2 separate regions of the Homo sapiens genome follow, and region 1 is linked to region 2. Evidence: read pairs that join two places in POLR2A ChIA-PET (ENCODE). Cell type or tissue: Caco-2. All regions are shown on one strand. Each heading gives the region's core, and the rest is flanking DNA. Links, peaks and the distances in the headings are about the cores only.

Region 1 (7,000 bases), core at 375-4,374, 250 kb after region 2:
TCCAGGCCCTGGGAGCTGGAGCTGACGTATGGGGGGGCTCAAAGCTGGGTCCTGGGACCTCCTGCTAGGGTGGGTGTTGGATACACAGGCGGGACTTGGCACAGGGACCAACCAAGCCTCCCTGCCCCGGGGGGCAGTCAGTGAGGAGGCCCCCGCCGGTGCAAACTCATTACCCTCAAAGCCAGGCCTCCCTGCCGTGGGGTGGAGGTGCCCACCTGCTCTGCCTGCAGAATGTCCCTGGGCAGCATGGCTGGGACTGGCACCAAAAGGCCAGGTGGCATCCAGAGGTGGAGCCCCGTCACCCTGAAATGCCAAGTCAGGGGCCAGATGGACAGCAGGGCTGCCAAAAGCTTCTGGAGCAGGGGCCCCTCGGTGGGGCTGGTCTGCTGTGCCGGGCTCTGGGAGGAACCCTCCTCTCTGTTCACAGGGAAGCAGCCGCAGGGAGTCTTCACTTTCTTGTGAGCTGGCGGCCTCCTTATTCTTAGGAAATGAAAGTTCCTGGTCGGGGCTGCACTTTGCTAAACTCCCGGCATCCAGCTGTGGGCCAGGCTGCTTGCTGGGCTCAGGCAGGCAGACATCTTGGGGGGGCCTGCTGTCTCCTTCTGCCTGGCAAAGTCCAGTCTTGGAGGCTCCGGCTTTCTGCACTGGCTGAAAATGGAAGTTGGCTCCCCTGGGGCTGAAAGGAGCCCCAGAAACCAGGTCTTCCTGGGCACAGGGGAGAAGGGCTGCATGTCCCGGATGGAAGGAGGCTGGGCAGGGCCACGTCCCCCCAGGCCTCCCCTGAACCGCTTCCACGGTGGCCACAGCCGATTCCGCACCCTCCCGATGTGCAGTGGATTCTCCAACGCGCGTGAGGTCAGCTGCCGAGAACGTGTCCTCGTGGGGCACGGTGGCCTGGCAGGTGCGCCGTTGGGAGGGTGGCTCTGTGCCTGTGCCGAGCTCCACCCTGCCCACCGACTCAGCTTCTGCAAGCTCTCTCGGGGCCCCACGTGTGTCTTTGCTCCTTTGCAGCTGACTTTCTAATTCGGTGACCAATTTCTGGATCTCCAGTTCATCCTCGGACAGGTGACTCATAAGAGCAACGCTACATCCACTCCCCTTCCCAGGCAAAGATGGGGCGGCGCCGGGAACCACTGTCCGTTCAGGGGGACACGTCTTACTGAGCACCTTTCCCCCCGAGAGATCAGGAAAATGGCTAGGCAGCATCGGGGATACTTCCTCAAGCAGCAAAAAAGAGGGGTACGGTGGATCTGACGGCACCGTCTTCTGGGGAGGGTCGGCACATGCGAACGGCAGACCGGAGTCCCTGTTCGCAGACAGGCTGCCATAGAGGGGTGGGTCGAATCTGTCCACCGGCAGGTCTGGGAAGAGGGATGAGGACTCCAAGGTCGGTGGCGATGCAGCCCTGCCTGGCTCCGTCTCAGCGGTGCCAGGTGGGCTCCTTGGCAGCTGTGGCTCGAGGGAACCGGCATCCTCGCCGTCCTGGCAAAGGCAGGAGCTGCTGGCCGGCGGGGCATCCCTGGCTGAGGGCTTGGGGTGCAGTTCTTCCAGGAAACAGCCAGCCAGGTCTTTGGGTCCGAGGAACAACTCACTGTGGGGGCTGCTGTAGGGCTGAGGCCCCTTTTTGGCAACTGGAACCCCCAAGGGGTCTCTGTTAAAACCAGCAGGGTCACAGCCAAAACTGGAGATCTTTGAAGACAGAACACTGGGTTTGGGGCAGGCGGTACTTGAGGGGTTAGCCACGGGTGCCAGAAATTCTCCAGGCTGGCGGGCAGGGGGGTCCTTGCTGTTGTGGGAGACTGGGGCCTGTGTGCCCCCAGGACCACCCAGCAGGCTGCCCACACCTGGCGTTGGCGAGCTTCCGTGGGGCGCCGTGTTGGCGAGGCTTCCCGACGGCTTGGGGGTGCCGGTGTCATGTCTGCTGGGCGGCGGCTGCTCTGGTATCAGGAGACCGGGGCTTGCTCCCATTTCTCCCGCACAGGCGGCTGGAGGAGAACGCAAAGCCTCTGTGAATTCTGTGCTGTCCGGGGCTGACTCTTCGGCAGTTTCAGGCTCCTTGGCCTCCTGGGGAAAGTCCAGCGACGGGCGGGTTTCCTCTGAGGTCTCGGTGTTGGTGGGGACCTGCAGGGGATCCTTGGGGGCCACTGAGGGGCGATCAGCACACTTGGGGCCTCCCTCCCTGGCGGCCGCTCCCGTCTCCAGGCTTCGAGACGGGCCACGGGCCTGAGGGCTCCTGCCGGGGCCCGGGCGAGACCCGCCCGGCTCCTCGGGGTTCGCGGGGGCTCCGTCCCCGCCGGCTTCCTGCCTCGCCGCCTTCCGGGGTTTCTGTGGCTCATCCTCTCTGGGACCCTGGGTCAGCTCCACTTCCTTCCTCTTCTCGCCTCGGCCCCGCCGGCCTCTGAAGCCGGGGCCCCGCGGCGGAGGCTGCTCGTCCTCCTCGGACTCCGAGGCGAAGTCGTACTCGCGGAGCCTGCGGTCCTCAGCTCCGGGCCGGGGCCTCCCCGCCGCCAGGGAGCCGCACCTGCCCGCCCGCCGCCCCAGCCGCCGGTGGCGCCTGTTCTTCTGCTGCACGATCTTCAGAATGAGCTCCTTGCCCCAGGCGCCGCCCCGAGCCTTCCTCTTCCTGGGGTCCTTCCTGGGGGGCAGCCGGCGGCGCCGGGAGCTGCGGGTCTCCTCGGGGAGGGCGGCGGCTCTCGGGACCCGGGGCGCGGGGTCTGCGCGGCTCCCGGGGGCCTGCGTTCTAGGGCGCCGGGGACGGGGTGGGGGCCGCTCCCCGAGACCGTCGTTCCTCCGGGGCCTCAGGCCGGAGGCTCTGCCGCCGCCGCCCGACCCCGACCCCTCTGCTGCGCCGCCCGAGTCCAGATCCTTCCGGAACAGCTTCAACTGCTTCCCCCTCCTCTGCTGCCTGCCCTGGCTGGGCGCATCCGCCTCGGTGGGGGCCAGACCCAGGGAACGCGTTTTGGGCCTGCCTCGGGCTGGGCAGCCCCTGTCCCCAGGGCGGGGGGTTTGGGGGTCCGGCGTGGCTGCTGGGAGCGGGGGCGGAGCTTTGCTCTCTGGAGTCACCCCCGCCTTGCTCTTAAGGGGGTGTCCGGAGCTGGGACCTCTGGGGCCGGAAGGCTCCTCGTCCGCGAAGACGTCGATGAAGCTGCTGTCGATCTCCGGGTTGTCCGACTGGTACTCCATGCCGTTGAGCGCCTCTGTGATGAGGCTGTCCAGCTTGGCGTCATCCTCCATGTCCAGGTCCGAGGCAGGGAGCGGGAAGGGGGTGGCGGCCAGGCTGGGCAGGAAGCCTGTCCTCAGGGGGTCGTCTTTGCCCTCGGCCTGGGCGTCCCCAGCTAACAGGAAGGTCTTCGCGTGGCTGAGCAAGCCCGCGTGTGCGTCGGCAGGGACTCTGGGGGCAGCGGGGGGCGAGGGGAGCCCAGGGGGGCCTGGAGACCGCTGGTGGCCATCCTTGGCCCTGGCCAGGAGCAGGCCACAGAACTGCCGGTGGGCCAGGAAGGCCGCCAGGCTGCTGTAGTTGCGGTCACACTGCCTGCAGGTCAGCAGCACGTCCAGCTGGTCCAGGCTGGCGCTGCTGAGGGAGAAGTGGTGTGTGGGGTACGGAGGCGGCGCACGGGGGAAGCCCTGCAGCCCTCCCCGACCCACCTCGGGGCCCTCGTGGGGGAATGGGGTCTCCTCCAGGCACTGGAAGGCACCCTCGGCTCCCAGCCCATCTGCGGGAAAAGGGAAGGCCTTGGCTGGCTCTGGCTGGTAGTGGGTGGGGAGGGAGTGGGGGGGCTCCGGGGACGGGAAGGGGCTGCCCGTCTCCTGGGGGTGAGTGGGTGGGTGGAAGAAGGCCGAGGGCCCGAGGGGGCCGGGGAGCTGGCTTTCCTCTGAGCTGGGGTTGGCTGGGCTGCTGGACATCGGCGACAGGGAAGAGCAGGTGCTGCCGGCCGTGTTGGTGGCCGGTGACGGCAGTGGGGACTCGCTGGGGGAGGCTCCCACTACCCTCGGTGGGGGCAGGCTGGGTGTCCCGTGGGGTGAAACCTGGGGCTGGGCCACCCCGAAGAACAGGGGCTGAGCCCCAGGGTCTGTCATTCCGTTGTAGGTGAACAGTGCTGGGGAGCCGCCCTGGCTGCTTCTCACGGCTGGCAGCTTCTCTCTGGGTCCCGGTGTCTTGCCAGCAGTGCCCAGGGCTCCTTGGCTGCCCCCCTGCCACTCGGGGCCCCCCGCGGGGAAAGGCAGCCGGCTCAGCATCTCCATTCCGTGGGGACTTGGCCGGGCGGTCGGGAGCACTTGGGGCCAAGGCAGGGGGGCACTCTGGGGGAGGCAGAGCCGCTGGCCTGGGCTGGGCTGGCCGTTAAAGAACATACTCCTGGTGGCAGCCAGGGGGCCCCCAGGAGGTGTGGGGTAAGGGGCTGCTGTGGGGTCCCACAGCTGGGGCAGCCTGGCGGGTGGGGGCCCTGGGGCGGCCAGCTCGGTGTCCGGAGGCCCCGGGCTGGTGTCCACCCCACTGGCTCTGTACGCCTGCCCTGGAAAGTGCCTCTGGGGTAGGGAGCTAGGGGGCCCTCTCGTGCTCCCCAGCCCATCCTGGGCTGAAGGTGGTCTTTCGGGAAGGATTTTGGTCAGGCTCTTGTGTAAACTGTCAGAGAAGGGTCTCGGGGCCGAGTGAGCAGCTCCAGGGGAAGAGAGGGCACCACTGAGGTCGCTGTGGCGGTTCAGGCCACCTGGCTGGCCCTGGTAGCAGGGCAGGGGTGAGGGCGCAGGCTGGGTGGGCAGCGGGTAGGCAGGGCCCGTGCCCACGGCCTCCTCCGGCCACGCTCCCTGGGGCTGATGGAAGGCAAACACCAGTGGCCCATTGGTGAATGCGTGCCCAGCCACATCCGCAGGGAAGGGTTTTGTGCTGGCCCCATGCAGTGCCGGGAAGGGGAACTGGAAGGAAACTCCCCTGGGGCTGCCGCCGGGCCTGCTGCCTTTGGGAATAGGTTCCGGCTCGGCGGGGGGAACCCCGAAATTAGCACCTGGGAAGCTATTCTCAGCAGCGGGAGGCCAGGAGTCGGCCCCACTGGCCTGGTATTCGGGATAGGAACCGGGCTGGAGGGGGCTGGTGCCCCTGCTCTGGGGGGGCCCCGGGGCTGGGGGCCTGGGGGTGGCGCTTGGTGAGGTATAGTTGGTGGAGGTAAAGCTGGAGGGTGGCTCCTGGAAGCACCTGTGGAAGCCAAGCTCTTCGGCGGCGGGTTGGGCCTCAGTCCTTGGGAGGCCCGGCCTGAGTGGAGCTCCAGTCCCAGGGCCCTGGGGGGTGTCCACCTCAGGGAGCTGGGCAGCCTCCAGCTGTGGGTTCTCTGGTGTCTCGTCCAGGGTGGGCTTGGTCCTCGAGCTGGCGATGCCCAGAATGTAGCGCTGTGGGGGGCTGCCCTCTGCCCTGCCCGCCAGCCTTGAGGGAGCCTGCAAGGGGCTTCTCCCCGGTGGGGTCTGGGGGCTGCCCCTCTTCCCAGGGGTGCTGCTCGGGGCCTGGCCTCTCAGGGATGGGGGCTTGAGCTCCCCGTCCCTGGCCTGCCTTGGCTGGGCCTCGGGGAGCTCCATGGCCTGGGCCTGGCCGCCAGCCTCCCTGGCACCCTTGGTGGTCCTGGTAGCTGGGGTGTTGTCCTCCAGTGGCGGCTGGGAGGGGTGCCCCGGGCTGCTGGCAACTTGGCGGGGCTGCAGGTCTCCAGTCATGGTGGGGGGCGGCGCTCCTCGGGGGCGCTCCCCAGGCATGGCCCCTCCGTCCTGGCGCTAGGACGACGCAGCTGTCCGAGGGGGGCCCTGGGGAGTGGGCTGGACGGCCATCCTCAGCCCTCGATGGGCCCCAGGGAAGCCTGCGCTCATGGTCCTGAGTGGAGCCTGGAAGGAAAGGTCAGGGGTGAGTGGGGCAGAGGGGCTGGGTGGCCCTCGCCTAGACAGGGAGCTTCTAGGCTCTCCATGCGGGTGTGGCCGGGCCAGAAGCAGAAGAGGCTGCGTGCAGCCATCACAGAAGCTCCGCGCTTAGAAGGGATGCTCGGCTCAGCCCCTACCTAGAAGCAGGAAGGGAGAGGGCATCCCGCCAGATGGAACAGGGACCCTTCCCTGTCTTAGGGAGAAGAGGGGCGGTGGAGCGCAGAGATTGAGTGGAGGGGGAGGGAGGGGGAGCTTTCTGGGGTGTGAGGAGGCCGCTTACAGGCTCAGAGCAGTCCTCGGCCAGGCTGTGGAGAGGACAGGCACCTGTGTGGGGCACAAGCTCTCAGCCTGCAGGAACTGCCCCAGGGCAGGGTCCTGGCAGCGTCCAGGAGGGCCCAGGTGGATGCTTACACCTGCCATGGGGAGGGCCTTGAGGCAGGAGGCTGCGTTGCAGGACATAGGGGACTGAGGCAGCAGAGGCTCAACCTGAACCTCTCAGGGCCTGGGCGGCTGGTTCCAAGCGGGGACTCCCCTGCCGTCAGCCAGGGTCTCCCTGCCACCAGGCCTTACAGGGTAACCTCCAGATCCTGCCGTCAGCCAGGGTCTCCCTGCCACCAGGCCTTACAGGGTAACCTCCAGATCCTGCCGTCAGCCAGGGTCTCCCTGCCACCAGGCCTTACAGGGTAACCTCCAGATCCTGCTCCAGGAAGCCCCCAGCCTCCAGACGGTGCCGGCTCCCATTCTGGCACATGCCAGATGTAGCAGGAGCCGCTTGCCCAGAGGAGCCTGGCCCCTTGCTCACCCAGGGCTGGCTTCACACTCATCATGTCTGTTCTCATGTCATGACATACGGGACTGTCCTCTGTGCGGACAGGACTCAGACCCGAGCCATTGGCTGTGGCCACGAGGTGCGCAGGCCGCTCCGTGTGGGGGCCCCTTCTGACTTGCCCAGCAGGGACCGGGCGTCCTTTACACAGCAGAGTGAGGCAGGGCTCAGCCCTTGCAGGCATTGTCCTTGCCACTGACCCCTGGGTCCTCATGGCAGGCCCAGAGAGGCGGATGACTTGGCCAGGGTCACACAGCCAGCAGCAGAGCAGCTGGGAGCTGA
Region 2 (9,036 bases), core at 2,634-6,633:
GGTGAGAGCAGTCCCCACCTGGCTTGGCAGCTTCTTGGGACAAAGGCCCACTGAGGGGCGCCGGCGGACGCGGTGGTCGGGACTCACGCTCTGTGGCCGGTGGGGGAGAGCAGGAAGGGCGCTGTTGGGGCTGTGGCCCCCAGCAACACCGCCAAGAGGCCTTTATCCCAGCTCAGAACCCAGAGTTGGGGATGGGGGGGATCCCACCTGGACCCACACCCGAGGCCCGGGCTGCCACCAGGGGGTGCCAGCTAGGACCATGCTTTTCAAATGTGCATTTTGAAATCAGTTTCATCAGTCACCCCCAGCAATTTTGTAAAATAAAATAGAGCAGAAACTGCCGGAGTGCCTGGCTCATGGTGAAGGACACTGGCTTCTGTTATGTGTATGTGGATGCGCATGTGACTACACATGTGTGCGGAATTTACATGGGTAATAGTTGCAAGTTTCAAAGTGTTGCTTAGGGTCCATCCCAGTGTGCAAATCTGGGTAGCTGTGCTGGGCCCAGTGGGCAACTGTCGTGAGTAGCCGTGCTGCCCCGCAGTGCTCTCTGCTCCCCGCCCCCGCTCCCCTCCTCACTGTAGCCCCAGCTGCCTGGCTTTCTGACAGCCAGGGGGCCCTGGCAACTTTCTGCCAAGATGTTACCCCAGGATAGACCTGAGGTGCTGGGATTTGGGGCCCCTCAATCTCTCCTTTTAAATAAATGGCTCCTATGGCTCCCCAGGGAACCCCTGAAGCCAGCAAGGTACTTAAACAGTCTCTTCAGCTGGGTGTGGCGGCTCATGCCTGTAATCTCAGCACTTTGGGAGGTCGAGGACGGCAGATCACTTGAGGTCAGGAGTTCGAAACCAGCCAACATGGCGAAACCCCGTCCCTACTAAAAATACAGAAGTTACCCCGGTGTGCTGGCGGGTGCCTATAATCCCAGATACTCAGGAGGCTGAGGTAGGAGAATCACTTGAACCCGGGAGATGGAGGTTGCAGTGAGCCACGATCGCGCCCCTGCACTCCAACCTGGGCGACAGAGCGAGACTCTGTCTCAAAACAAAACAAAACAAAACAGTGTCTTCTCCCCAGGATCTGGACCGCAGCATGAATAAAAAGGCAAGCAAAACCCAGAGAGTATGGGGAAAGCATTTAAAATCCCAGCAGAAACACATGGTCAGCCTGACGGGGCGAGACTGTCTCTTGCCCCGTCCTGCCTCTGGGCTCAGCCACTGGGCCCACAAACAGGGTCCTGGCTCTGTGACAATACCTGGAGGCAGAAAGGTGGCCATGTCTTAGAGATGGAAAAAAGAAATGGTGACTTTTTCCTGCAGAGAGGCCCCAGCAAAGCCGGGAAACCTGGGGCTCCCCCAGTGCTGTCTCCCCAGAACTCTCTTGGACGCTGCCTCTTAGCCTGTCATTGCCGTCACTTCTGGGTGGACAGAAACCTGATGACTCTGTAATTAGGAAAACTGAGGGTGGGAGGAGGTCAGGTCAGGAGAGAGTGGCAGATGGGAGGCGTTCCTTTGAATCCCCTATTCCTCCTCATCCTCACAGCACTGGTTATTGTCAATTTTTTTCAGTTCTACTGGGTGTGAGCATCTCATTGTGATTGCGATTTGGGCTTCCCTGATGGCATTGAGCATCTTTGCATGTGTTCATTGGCCATTTGTGTATCGTCTTTGGAGAAATAGTTATTCAGATCCCTTGCCCAGGCCGGGCGCAGTGGCTCACACTTGTAATCCAGCACTTTGGGAGGCTGAGGTGGGCAGATCCCTTGAGGCCAGGAGTTTGAGACGAGTCTGGCCAATGTGGCAAAAACCCGCGTCTACTAAACATACAAAAATTAGCTGGGCATGGTGGCAGGTGTCTGTAATCCCAGCTATCAGGAGGCTGAGGCAGGAGAATTGTTTGAACCTGGGAGGCGGAGGTTGCAGTGAGCTGAGATCACGCCATTGCACTCCAGCCTGGGCGACAAGAGTGAGACTCCAGCTCAAAAAAAAAAAAAAAAAAAAAGGCCAGGCGCAGTGGCTTATGCCTGTAATCCCAGTACTTTGGGAGGCTGATGCAGGCGGATCACAAGGTCAAGAGTTCGAGACCAGCCTGGCCAACATGGTAAAACCCTGTCTCTACTAAGAATACAAAAATAAGCCAGGCGTGGTGGCGCATGCCTGTAATCCCAGCTACTTGGGAGGCTGAGGCAGGAGAATTGCTTGAACCAGGGAGGCAGAGGTTGCAATGAGCCCAGATCGTGCCATCGCACTCCAGCCTGGGTGACAGAGCGAGACTCCATCTGGGGGAAAAAAAAAATTAGCCAGGCATGGTGGCGCACACCTGTAGTCCCAGCTACTTGGGAGTCTGAGGCAGGAAAATCATTTGGACCTGGGAGGTGGAGGTTGCAGGTTGCAGTGAGCCGATTTCACGCCACTGCACTCCAGCCTGGGAGACAGAGCAAGACTCTGTCTCAAAAAAAAAAAAAAAAAAAGGGTGGGGGGCCAGGTGCGGTGGCTCACGCCTGTGATCCCAGCACTTTGGGAGGCCAAGGAGGGTGGATCACGAGGTCAGGAGATCGAGACCATTCTGGCTAACACAGTGAAATCCTGTCTCTACAAAAAAAATACAAAAAAATTAGCCGGGCGTGGTGGCAGGCGCCTGTACTCCCAGCTACGCAGGAGGCTGAGGCAGGAGAATCGCTTGAACCCAGGAGGTGGAGGTTACAGTGAACCGAGATCACGCCACTGCACTCCAGCCTGGCAACAGAGCGAGACTCCGTCTCTAAAAAAAAAAAAAAAAAAAAAAAAAAAAAATCCCTTGCCCATATTAAAATTGTATTATTTGTCTTTTTATTGTCGACTTGCTAACATCCTTTATATGTTCTAGTGTTCTAGATGCTATTCCTGATCAGAAGTCTGATTTGCAAATATTTTCTCCTATTCTATGGGTTGTCTGTCTCTACCCAAAGCCTCAGCATGGAGGTAGAAACAGAGCCAGAGATCCATTTTAACACATATAGAGTAAGAAAGGGATTGAGGGCTGTTGGGAGATTTTGGCTTTGGGGACATACAGAGTTTAACTCTTACCTGCAGACTAACCTGTTTATCTGGGGGCTGCTGCCCTTACATGGATCACCCATGTGGTGTGCAGTGTGCCAGCCCCCAGATAGAGGAAACACCGTCCTGGGGAGGAGCCCAGCCGGGGTAATTCTGAAAGCCCAGGCCAGAGCACCCCAGCCATGTGGCTCAGCTGCATTCAGAGCACAGTAGAGTGGGCACTGGTCAGCGGCCAGGGAGGCTTCTGAGCTCACTGCCTCGTTATCCACAAAAGGAGATGCCCGAGGGGCGACTGTGGGGTGACTGGAGGGTGATTAGTTATGAGTGGGCTGATTTTACACTCAGCCGGCACCTTGCTGCCAAGCGTCTGACTGATGGCTGCTGCATGGGCACCTGGAGGATGCCGGCCCAGGCTGGGACCCCTCCAGAGGTGGGTGGGGCTCATCAGAGGGTCCTGCCCAGCCGAGGCGTAAAGGGCCCTCCTTTACCCACGAGGCCTGTTTCATGTTCCTGAACACAAAGGGTCCCGTCAGATGTTTCTTTGTGTTTAAAGAGGAAGTGAGATTCGCTCTCTAGACCGCGGGGCCTTCTTGTTCTAGATGACTCCACTCCTGGCCACGCTGTCACTTCCCTGCACAGCACCGCCAGCTCCCTTGCAAGCTGGGTCTGCATGCAGGTTCCCGGCTACACCTCCCACGCCAGGCTGCTGATGGGCTGTGACTGGGTCCACGAATCAGAGTTGGAAAACACAAAGTGCTGGGGATTCAGTCTTCATCTTTCTATTCTCTCCCCTCCACCCCTCTAGAAATCAATGGTGCCTGCTCTGCCTGTGGGGGGCTGGTGGTGCCCCTCCTCCCCCGAGACAAGGAGGCCCCTTCTGTGCCCGGTGACCTTCCCCAGCCCTGGGACCGCTCCTCGGCCGTCGCCTGCATCTCCCTGCCCCTCCTGCCACGGATCGAGGAAGCTCTGGGGGCCTCTGGGCTGGACGCCTTGGAAGTCAGCGAGGTCGACCCTCGGGCCAGCCGGGCCGCCATTGTACCCCTCAAAGACAGCCTGAACCACCTCAACCTGCCCCCACTGCTGGTGCTGCCCACACGGTGGTCCCCGACCTTGGGCCCAGACCGGCACGGGGCTCCGGAAAAACTGCTTGGGGCTGAGCGGATGCCCCGAGCCCCGGGCGGCTTTGAGTGCTTCCACTGCCACAAACCCTACCACACGCTGGCCGGGCTGGCCAGGCACCGGCAGCTGCACTGCCACCTGCAGGTGGGGCGTGTCTTCACCTGCAAGTACTGCGACAAGGAGTACACCAGCCTGGGTGCCCTCAAGATGCACATCCGCACTCACACGCTGCCCTGCACCTGCAAGATCTGTGGCAAGGCCTTCTCCAGGCCCTGGTTACTGCAGGGCCATGTCCGCACCCACACAGGTAGGACAGGGTGAAGGTCTGCAAGGACGGTCTGGGCTGGGGGAAGAGGGTGGGCTGCGGGAGTTAGAAAAGGAGGAGGGGTGATTTTATAAACAATAGCATGGGCATTCACATTCAGCTTCTGCCTTTTGACTTATCTGTACAAAGTCCCACAGACCACAGACTAGAGGCCAGAAGTCCAAAATCCAGGTGTCAGCAGGGGCCAGTGCAGGAGCCACGCCTGTAATCCCAGCACTTTGGGAGATTGAGGTGGGAGGATCACTTCAAGCCAGGGGTTCAGGACCAGCCTGGCCAACAAGCAAGACCCCAGTCTCTACTAAAAATCCAAACAGCTGAGTGTGGTGGCACGTGCTGGTAGGCCCAGCTACTTAGGAGGCTGAGGCAGGAGGATCACTTGAGCCCAGGAGGTTGAGGCTGCAGTGAGCTGTGGTCATGCCACTGCACTCCAGCCTGAGCAACAGAGTGAGACCCCAACTCAAAACAAAAAAACAAAACAAAACAAAAAAACCCACCAGGCATGGAGGCTCACGCCTATAATCCCAGCATTTTAGGAGGCAGAGGTGGGTGGATCACCTGAGGTCATGAGTTTGAGACCAGCCTGGCCAACATATGAAACTCTGTCTCTGCTAAAAATACAAAAATTAGCCGGACGTGGCAGTGCACACCTGTAATCCCAGCTATTCAGGAGACTGAGGCAGGAGAATCATTTGAACCCAGGAGGTGGAGGTTGCGGTGAGCCAAGATTGCGCCACTGCCCTCCAGCCTGGTGACAGAGCGAGACTCTGTCTCAAAAAAAAAAAAAAAAAAAAAAAAAAAAATCAAAAACATAATGCCATTAAAGTACAAAAGTGGCCTGCCCTTCCCAAGAGCCGGCCAGCAGCCTCTGCCCGGGCTTTCTGTCAACCTCAGCGTGCAAAGAATAAAAACAGAAAGGAAGAAAGGGCGCCAGGAATAAGCTTCAGTCTCCACATCAGGCCCAAAGGTTCACACTTTTTTTTTTTTTTTTTTGGTCTGAGGCAGGGTCTCACTCTATTGCTCAGGCTGGAGTGCAGTGGTTTGATTGCAGCTCACTGCAGCTTTGACTGCCTGGGTTCAAGTGATTCTCCTGCCTCAGCCTCCTGAGTAGCTGGGTCCACAGACATGCATCACCATGCCCAGCCAATTTTTAAATTATTTGTAGAAACGGGGGTCTCGCTATGTTGCCCAGGCTGGTCTTGAACTTCTGGGCTCAATCCATTTTCTCACCTTGGCCTCCCAAAGTGCTGGGATTACAGGCATGAGCCACTGTGCCCAGCTAGTTCACACTTTTTCTTTTTTTTTTTTTTTTTTTTTGAGACAGAGTCTCACTCTTTTGCCCAGGCCGGACCATAGTGGCTCTATGTCAGCTCACTGCAAGCCCCGCCTCCTGGGTTCATGCCATTCTCCTGCCTCAGCCTCCCGAGTAGCCGGGACTACAGACACCTGCCACCACGCCCAGCTGATTTTTTGTGTTTTTAGTAGAGATGGGGTTTTCACCATGTTAGCCAGGATGGTCTCGATCTCCTGACCTCGTGATCCACCCGCCTCGGCCTCCCAAAGTGCTGGGATTACAGGTGTGAGCCACTGCGCCCGGCCTGCTAGTTCATACTTTTTCTAACTGGAGGTTCCCTACCCCCTAAGTCATGACTTTTGTGACTGGGACCCTCTGAGTCACACCTGGGTGCAGGCCAGAGGGAAGGCCTTTTCCAGGTCTCTGGGAAATCCTTTCTGGTTTTTCTCAACTCTTTGATGACGACACCCCCCACACACCCCCTTTCCGTGCCAAAGGGCCCTGGGGCTTGGTGCCCTCAGCCTGGGAGTGAGGAGTGTGGGGAGGCCCTGCGGGAGGCTGGCCTGGCCAGGAGCATGCCCAGTGTCCCACCAGCAGGAATGCAGGTGCTCTGGGCCCCTCAGGGGCTGCAGGCTGAGGTCTCTCAGGACTCTATGGGGCTACAGGAATGAACAAACGATTCCCAGTCACACTTCCCTTTACAGGTGTTGGGCCAAGGTCCCAGCAGGACTTTGTCCAGATCCCCTGTTGTCCTGATGGGAGGTGGTTCCTAAATTCTGCCTCCTCAAGGTCCACAGCTCTGCCCCTGCCCTGGATTCTGCTGGAGCTGGCCAGACCCCCCCACTTGCCTGTGAGTGGCCAGAAACAGCTGCCAGAGGCCCCCAGTGCTTCTCCCGTCCTCTCCCAGTGGCCAAGGGCCCCGGGAGGGCTACTGCAGCAACACTAGGAGATCTAGCACCTGTGGCTGCCTGTGCTCCTGGGAGGGGCTTCAGGTGATGTGGCGTGCCACCCCGTCCCCACACAGCTCAACCTTGGGTGCTCTGGCTGTGAGCATTTGTGGGGAAGGGATGGGAGTATCCATTGATGGGCAGGGTGGGTGCTTTAGCCTTCACTCCATCTTCCATGGTGTCACTGGCCGCCGCCTTCCTCCCACAGGGGAGAAGCCCTATGCCTGCTCGCACTGCAGCAGGGCCTTTGCCGACCGCTCCAACCTTCGGGCCCATCTGCAAACGCACTCAGACGCCAAGAAGTACCGGTGCCGGCGCTGCACCAAGACCTTCTCCCGCATGTCCCTCCTGGCGCGGCATGAGGAGTCTGGCTGCTGCCCGGGCCCCTGAGAGGCACGTGGTCGGCGCAGGTAGGAGGGATGGTCCTCACCGGGAGAGCTGGCGTCCCTCCTGCCCCCAGAGGAGCCAGGAGTCTGGGAGGGCGGGGCCTGGCCTCACACTTGGTGCGTCCTCCACATCTGCGTCCAATCAGAACCAAAGAAGTCCAGCGGGGGCCACTGGGCCGGAGGACACTCCCCCAGGCATCCCACCGCGCGGAGCCCACTCAGAGGAGACTCCTCTCCCGGGGAAGGCTTTCATCAGAACAAGAGCCATGGTTCCATTTCGACACGGCCAGGTCTCCGGGGCTACCCTTCCAAGAGTCAGAGCCTCGGGGAGGTGGCCGCCAGCATGGGCCGGCACTGCCGCCGGATGGCTGGCAAGGCTGCCTAGTTCCATTGCAGCAGAAATGAACAGTTCTGACTTATAGTGAGCACCGCCCTGTGGCCCTTCCTCAGTAGGCACAACTACCTCTCAGCCAGCCCCCGCCAGCCTTTGGTTTGGGGTCTGGGACGAGCTGCCCCATGTCACACGTCTATGTGCATGTGCACACACACTCAAACATGTACACACACGTGCCCTCCCCACCTCACTAGACTCTCCGGGAGATGGGGCAGGACTGGGAGAGCCCACGATTGGTGATTTGGGTGTGTTGGGATGAGGCGGAGTGCCTGTGGGATTTGTCCCGGTCAGAGCCTCAGGGGGCTGGGGTCTCAGGGCACTCAGCTTCCCAGGCAATAACAGCCGTGGGGTAATAAATGGTCTCTGCACACCTGCATGTTCCGTTCTTCGAAGCTTTGAGTCTTGGCCAATCCCCTGGTTCTGTGGAGGAGGTGGGACTCTGAGAAACTCCCTGAGACAGCAGGATTTGGGGATCGCCTGGGGCCTTTAGCCACCAAGTAGGCAGGAGACTCTGGGTCAGGGCCTGCCACTGTGAAAAACTCTTCTGAGAGGTGGGGACACTGCCAGTGGGTGAGCAGGGGCGCCACTGTGGGCAGAAGCCAGCGCAGGAGTGGGAGAGTGTCCCATGGCACAGAGGAATGGCCAAGAGGCTCCAGCTGGTGCCGGGTAGAGGGCCAAGACCAAGGCCGGGGCAGGCGTTGTGCAGCTGGGGGCAGCGAGTCCTCCCTGCTGCCTGGTCAGAACAGAGGACTCAGGGCTCCTGCTGCAGCCCTCAAGCGCTGCGAGGGTCTGACATGATCACTGCTGTCTTGCAGAGGGTCTGGGCCTCTGTCCACCCATGGTACCTGGGGCATCCGTGAACTGGAATCCCAGACCCTTGCCCTGCCCTGTTGAGACACTGTGCCAAATCGACATGGTTGCCTACACTCAAGACCCCCCTCCCTGGAGTCCTGCTCCCACCATCCAGTGGGGTGGTGGCGTTTCCTTCTTACACGTGGCCTCTTCTCACCGCCGAGCTGTTGGGCGGCCGCCCACTGGGCTGGTCCTCCTCTTCCCAGCATGTCTCAGCCTCTCCAGCTCAACCCCAGGGGCAGCGTCCAGGAAGGAGCAAGGAGGCCCCTCCTAGTCCCTGACACCTTCGCTGATGGGGATGGTGGAAGGGAGGTTTCTGGGAGCGGACACCTGTCCCTCAGGAGGGCTGGGCCGCTGTCAGCTGCCCTGCTTCTGGCTGCAGACAGGAAGACATCATTGTCCTGGTCCTGGAATGGAGCCACGTGGAGAGCGGCAAGCGCTCCCCTTGCTCCCAGAGCCCACTGAGCCTCCCGTCCATCCGTCTGTCCATGAGACTATTCAGGGGGGCTCACAGGGACCACACATGAAGCACCTTGTTGCTCAGCCACTTGGCTGCTCCAGTCCCAACCCGGGCAGTGGGAGCCCCACTCGGGGCAGCCCCGCCTGCAGATCAGCCTGGCTAACACCTGCCAGGTGCTGACGGGCCCTTGGGCAGATGGCTTGACGACACCTGTTTGAAGAGCCTTG

Evidence for each region. Peaks named below come from ENCODE experiments on the same cell type or tissue, not always from the same donor. Only the 100,000 strongest peaks of a DNase experiment are listed, where the experiment ranks them.
Region 1: POLR2A ChIA-PET joins it to region 2 with 11 read pairs; 1 of 35 experiments calls an interaction of 5 or more read pairs at or near these places.

The regions. Positions count from the first base shown.
Region 1 is chr16:88,426,204-88,433,203 of GRCh38, reverse strand. It overlaps ZNF469 (zinc finger protein 469), which reads right to left. Exons shown (of 3, transcript NM_001367624.2): 3 at 1-5,859. The coding sequence starts at 5,733. It overlaps LOC112268182 (a long non-coding RNA gene), which reads left to right and starts at 2,842. Exons shown (of 3, transcript XR_007065178.1): 1 at 2,842-2,932; 2 at 3,082-3,240; 3 at 6,938-7,000. RefSeq lists an enhancer at 1-200 and a silencer at 2,449-2,608. In Caco-2, for the core only: no CTCF peak of the experiment used is centred there; a DNase peak (open chromatin) is centred at 2,028; H3K4me3 peaks cover 558 bases; H3K27me3 peaks cover 249 bases.
Region 2 is chr16:88,676,519-88,685,554 of GRCh38, reverse strand. It overlaps SNAI3 (snail family transcriptional repressor 3), which reads left to right. Exons shown (of 3, transcript NM_178310.4): 2 at 3,841-4,461; 3 at 6,926-7,867. The coding sequence ends at 7,107. All of the region lies in intron 3 of SNAI3-AS1 (SNAI3 antisense RNA 1), which reads right to left. Among named protein-coding and RNA genes, the nearest start is that of SNAI3, 5.5 kb to the left of the region's middle. RefSeq lists enhancers at 2,896-3,155, 3,406-3,695, 3,886-4,065, 3,710-4,531, 4,456-4,575 and 2 more. In Caco-2, for the core only: a CTCF peak has its summit at 4,306 (motif pointing left); a DNase peak (open chromatin) is centred at 4,295.